2 separate regions of the Homo sapiens genome follow, and region 2 is linked to region 1. Evidence: chromatin loops called from intact Hi-C (ENCODE). Cell type or tissue: Caco-2. All regions are shown on one strand. Links, peaks and the distances in the headings refer to the core of each region. The heading gives the core; the rest is flanking DNA. Region 1 has its middle 310 kb from the start of SQOR. Region 2 overlaps LOC105370802 (a long non-coding RNA gene).

Evidence for each region. A loop is a pair of places that touch in the nucleus more often than their neighbours do. Peaks named below come from ENCODE experiments on the same cell type or tissue, not always from the same donor. Only the 100,000 strongest peaks of a DNase experiment are listed, where the experiment ranks them.
Region 2: it touches region 1 in a loop (5-fold over the local background); 1 of 110 quality-filtered maps calls a loop at or near these places.

Annotation. Positions count from the first base shown.
Region 1 is chr15:45,941,937-45,944,855 of GRCh38, forward strand. No RefSeq gene overlaps it. Among named protein-coding and RNA genes, the nearest start is that of SQOR, 310 kb to the left of the region's middle. In Caco-2, for the core only: no CTCF peak of the experiment used is centred there; a DNase peak (open chromatin) is centred at 1,515.
Region 2 is chr15:45,801,778-45,804,696 of GRCh38, forward strand. All of the region lies in intron 1 of LOC105370802 (a long non-coding RNA gene), which reads left to right. Among named protein-coding and RNA genes, the nearest start is that of SQOR, 170 kb to the left of the region's middle. In Caco-2, for the core only: no CTCF peak of the experiment used is centred there; no DNase peak of the experiment used is centred there.

The sequences.
Region 1 (2,919 bases), core at 289-2,788:
CAGTTAAAACTATCAACTTGTATCAAAGGCTATGTCTAGAAGCAAACAATCACATGCATAAACCAAGTTCTGAGCCTCATTTATGCATTTAACCACCACACTTTTAACTGATAGTGAGTGACCCTAAAGGCCTGTGTAGTAATTTGGAAAATGCTGAGGCAGGGTCTAGAACTGATCATGTTGTGAGGTGCTGGGCAGCGGCAAGCCACTTAGCTGCCTGGTAAACCTTGCTGCATCTCAGTGGGATATGACTGTCTGCTATGCATTAGCTCCCTTAGCTAGAAATTTTGTTACAGTGAAAAAACAACTTTAATTTGTGTGTGTGTGAGAAAAATATCACTCCAAATAAAGCCAACTGCTTCTGCTGGTTCAGACAAGGAGGAGTCAGAAGTAGCTTTAAAACCAGAGAGATCCTAGGTTAAGGTCAGCAAAATATGGCATGTGTCTCACCAGCCTTTTCTTTCAAGCCCATGACAGATATTGGAAGTTGATTAGCTTTTCTTTCCTGCTAAATTCAGCCCCTGCCTCACAAATCTTCTGAGCCTCTCTAGGCAGTCTCCACCAAGACATCAAATTGGGTACTTAAAATGATACCTGTTACCTATCCTTGAGTTTGTTCAAAGTAATTTCTCTCAAATTGCCTTTCATCCTTTTTTTGCATGACCCAGTTCAAACTTTCTGGCCTTATTATGTTCTTTTCCAATTTTAGGTAGCTATGTTTTGATTGCTTTTACTTTTCAATTGACTTATGTTGTTTATGAGACACTACAGCAGCTACTACTATAGCTTAGTTACTAAATTCTGATAGTTGGCACATACACATTTCTCTGGCTTTGTGACAATTTGTGATTAGGCATTTTAAAAATTCTGATTGGTTGAAGTTGCTTGTGGTCCAAGTCAGTTTTGCTCACTGACATGTAGCTTTGAATAACTACCCTTGCAGTAGTCATATTGCATGTGTTTTATATTACATAAAATTCGTTTTTGTTCTATGAATATCTGACAATCTTTTAGCTCAATTCTATAAATGCAATGTCTCAAAACAGGTTTTCTTTAAAAAGTAGCTGCAAATATATTTTAACTGATGTTGTATAGTTTGTGCAAATTACACTTAAATAAGTGAACTGGGATTTTGTTCACATATAAATAATTACTATGATTTAGTCTGAGGCTTGTAGCTTCTTAAGAATTTTGCACCTGTGAGGCTCTAGGTAGATATCTATTCACGTTATGGTGTCTGTGATTCTGGACAAAGTGAAAAAATGTTGGTTCTTGGTTGAATTTAACAGTCTAATTTATTCCAAATTATTTTTAGCTAGCATTCTGTCCTTGACCAGAGCTAGCTTTACCATATGCGCTCGATGGAACAAAAAAAGTGACTCATAAATTTTCAGTGAATGCTTTGGTTCACTCTACAATGGCTCATCAAATAAAAGACAAAACTTTAGTGAATGCTTAACCAGCAGTTATCTGTGGTTGGGGATAAGCCTAGGAAACTCATGACTGAGTCTCTATGCAAATACAACTTAAAGTCAGAAGGCGGAACAGTCATTTCACTGAAGCATGAGGAGTTAAAGGCTTATCTGTCATCACTGAACCACACTTTTGTGGAGTAAATAATATGCTATGGGTTTGTTCATGTGTTGAGGGATTAGCCAAGGTCTCTACACAGAGCTCTTGTAAGTGGCAAAAATCCGCTATGTTGAGTATTGAGCACTCTGTTAGTTCTTTAGCAAATGAAATAAAATATGGAAATCATTGATCTCTTTCAGTATGTTTGAGTGACTACTTTGTGCTGGGCATTATTGAAGTGAAACAAATATATTTTTTTCTTTTTTTGTAGCACATGTGATTAAGATGTGATATTTCTGAGGAAGTTTCTCCTGCTCAAATGTACTTCATTCAAGAGATTTATTGAACATGCCATATGTACCAGCTATTGTGCTAGGTGCTGGTGATATAACATGTATAATAAAGAAACAAATTTTGTGATGATTTGATTACAGATGCTATGAAGGAAAATCAATGCATAAATGAGTAACAGCAGGGCATGGCCAGGCCTATGTGATCAGGAAAAGCCTTGATTTTATATCTGAAGGAGAATGAGTACGAGTTAACTAGCTAAGTAGGGAATGCATTTCAGGGAAAATGAGCACTAAGAGCTAAAGCTCAGTAGTAGAAAGGAGTATAGAGCCAAAGAAGCTGTTGAGAAAGCCAACCCAGGTCTTTGTGTCTGAGCACAGGGGACACAGAGTGGTATGAGAAGAGACTGACCAGTGGGCAGGGCCATGTCAGACATACCATGTATTTCACCATTTGTTTTAACAGCTACATCATGAACATGTTCCAAGCAAGCCATGCGAATCTCATTTTGAGAAGGTCACCGAGATTTTGGGGGGCTGAAAGGCCATTAGAAGGGGATGTCAGTGTATGGGGGAGAGCAGCTGGGAAGCCACTGTGAAAACCAGGCAAGAAGTGATGCCAGTTTTGACTAGGACAATTCAAAATACCCGAAACCATCGTTAATCTCTCCTCTGAGTTAAGGAGGAATAAAGTTCCTGTAAAGTTGTTTTCTGGGAGGTAGATGGTCACTTTGCACTCACCTTTACCATTCATAGAAAGGTTTAGCAGATCAGTCCTGATAAGAAAGAAGCCGGCCGGGCGCGGTGGCTCACGCCTGTAATCCCAGCACTTTGGGAGGCCGAGGCGGGTGGATCACGAGGTCAGGAGATCGAGACCATCCTGGCTAACACGGTGAAACCCCGTCTCTACTAAAAATACAAAAAATTAGCCGGGCGAGGTGGCGGGCGCCTGTAGTCCCAGCTACTCGGGAGGCTGAGGCAGGAGAATGGCGTAAACCCCAGGGGGCGGAGCCTGCAGTGAGCCGAGATTGCGCCACTGCACTCCAGCCTGGGCGAC
Region 2 (2,919 bases), core at 175-2,674, 140 kb before region 1:
ATCCCATTCTCCTCCTTCATGAAAACTAAGCAAATATACATACAAAAGTCAAGCATGTCAATCAATCAGTATCTGCAGAAAGTCAGTGACCCACTAGTCCTACAAAGAATACAATTCCAAATGCCAGTTTGGGGGTAATTCTATGCTAATTTGCTATTATGGCACTGAAAAATTGAGCATTTCTTGTATACTTAGCTTTACAATGGGGGAAGAATTGTGGCCAGAATTGTATTGAACATGTTTGGATTTCATTCTAGAAGAGTGACAGTGGTTATTCTGGACCTGCGGCTTCTAATTAAACTACTTTGTTACTTACCGCCTCGCTCAACAAACAAAAAGGTCAATTTAAAATAAGAAAAACTCATGCCTTTTTACTGTCGAGTGAAGCTTAAGATCACCTAACAGCCTCCTCTCACTGCATGGGGCACTTCAGTCCCTAGTGGACAATAGTCATAATCTAAAATCTATTACATGTAATTTCAACATCATTTAGCACAGCTGTCAATCTGCCAAAGCAAAGGCCACAAACTGAGCCTCCATGGAGACCAAATCATCTTCCTTTTAAACATGCCATCCGCACAGTGGGCTGGAGGTCACTTGGAAGAGAGCACAGGGGAACCCTGTTTTGTGTCCCTTTGTTCCCGGCTACTTACCTTCTCATAAAAAAAAATACATTCAATTTAGAGACACATCAGCATAAGCTCCTCCAGCAAGTGCAAATATTTGCTTGGGGGAGGAAAACAAAATAATGTCTGAATGAGAGCTTTCATTTTCTATTAGACTTTGATGTTACTTTTTTATTTGAAGTCCACGGAGAATAATAAATTGAATTCCTTTTGTAAAAGTGAGGCACAATAAATGTTGGATAAAAATTGAAGCTGTTTGTAAGTTAGTCAAGGAGAAAAATGCTGCCTTTTACTGGGACATATATGATCTGCACAATGTTTCCTTAGCGTCATCTTTAAGGATTTTTTTTTTTTTAACAGAGTGTGGTAGGGGAAAATGTTTTATGTATGTATGACTGAGTTGCTGATTGACAGAGTTCATGGATGTCTCTTTTGAAGTGAGAACAATCTAATCCTGGAGCCACAGCACCACCCACAGATGTCATACTAGATCTCAGCTGTCAACATGCCACCTTATTTTATTGCTATTTTCTTTTGCTTTTGGCTTTCATCAGCTATTGTTCTTCAAATAGCTGGACCACGCTGTAGCATGCCACTGTGAGCACATTTTGTTTTTTTTTTTTTTTTTTTGAGACGGAGTCTCACTCTGTCCCCCAGGCTGGAGTGCAGTGGCGCAATCTCGGCTCACTGCAAGCTCCGCCTCCTGGGTTCACGCCATTCTCCTGCCTCAGCCTCCCGAGTAGCTGGGACTACAGGCGCCCGCAACCACACCCAGCTAATTTTTTGTATTTTTAGTAGAGATGGGGTTTCACCGTCTCGATCTCCTGACCTCGTGATCTGCCCACCTCGGCCTCCCAAAGTGCTGGGATTACAGGCGTGAGCCACTGCACCTGGCCTTTTTTTTTTTTTTTTTAATAGCCACAATTGAGGACTGATGTTGAATGTCCACTGAGTTTACTTTTAGGAAACTTTGTCATTTAAAAACATATCCCAGGAAACCTGTTGTGCCTTAGAGTTACTCATACTACATGGGTCTTTGAGGTTAGGTACCTTCTCTAACCAAAAACCTCATTTCTGTTTAAAGTGAAGTAATGTGAAAGAATGCCAGGATAAAAGCTACTCAGCACATCTGGTGGGATTTCACTTTGTAGTAGAAGGGAAAAAACAAAACAAAAAGCCTTAGAAGTTTTCAGTGCTAAACTGTATCCTCAGAATTCTAAGCCACAATGCACACAACAGCTGGCTTATAGAAGCTCTCAGATAGTTGCTTTGGTAGTGAGGATATGGCCTCTGCTGTGGCTGTGGGCACTGCTGGAGTTCAGATCTGCCCAGGCAAGTCCAGTGCACTGCTGAGATGGGCTGCCAGCAGCTGGGATTTTTGAATTTATTTGCATGATGGTATATACTTTTGGCTTGAGGAGGAAGGAGGCCATTTTGTGTGAGCTGTGTTGCTGGTGGTGGACCCTGGGGAGAGACAACAAGGGGGAGAGAGTAGGCCAGCTCCTTGGACTAGGGCTGAAGCTGAAGACACTGTCTTCCATGACTGAGCCTCTGGTCAGTAGCAGCACCACATGTACTCTCCCAGCCCAGTGTGACTGGGGTACAGAAGCATATTCCCACGTCTGTATGAACCACAGTATAGCTCCTGCACAGGGAGAATGGGAAGAAATGTGCTATCTTCGCAACTGGAGGGTCTGGCAGATTTGGGAGCAGGGAAGGTAACATGGTGCAGTCTTGGGGTGGGCTTGGTTTGACTGCTTGCAGAAGGACCTACAGAAGAGGGGCTGGAATGGGAGAGGAAGAACATGGTGGACAGACAGTTTGATTTCTAAGTGTGTATGTGCCGTGCCCTCTGGAGGCTTGGAGGTATAACTGTGAGAAGGTCGCAGGAAGCTAGAGGGCTAGATAGAGGGTTAGAGCCATTGAAATTTGAATGTTTATCATGACTTTGTACTTGCAGCCTGGTGAGACTTGGGAAAATCCTAGTTATATCAGCCAATAATTTTTTTATTTTTTTACCTAACACAATTTAACAATCACTAATCCTAGAATTAGTGACACATTCTCTAAGATGGATAAAAATGACAAAAGGCTGATAAAATTATCATAGCATGTGTGTATCAAATGCTTCTTGTGCACCCACTCAGATTCTCTTGGACCACTTTTTTATTCTAGTTTTTGCTTTGGCAGCCATCTGTGTTCAGGTGTAACCTGACCCTGTCTCACCTCAGCTGCACTATTTATCACTTGCTTTCTGTCCTGGGGCATCTTTAGTACCATCACCTAGGATACC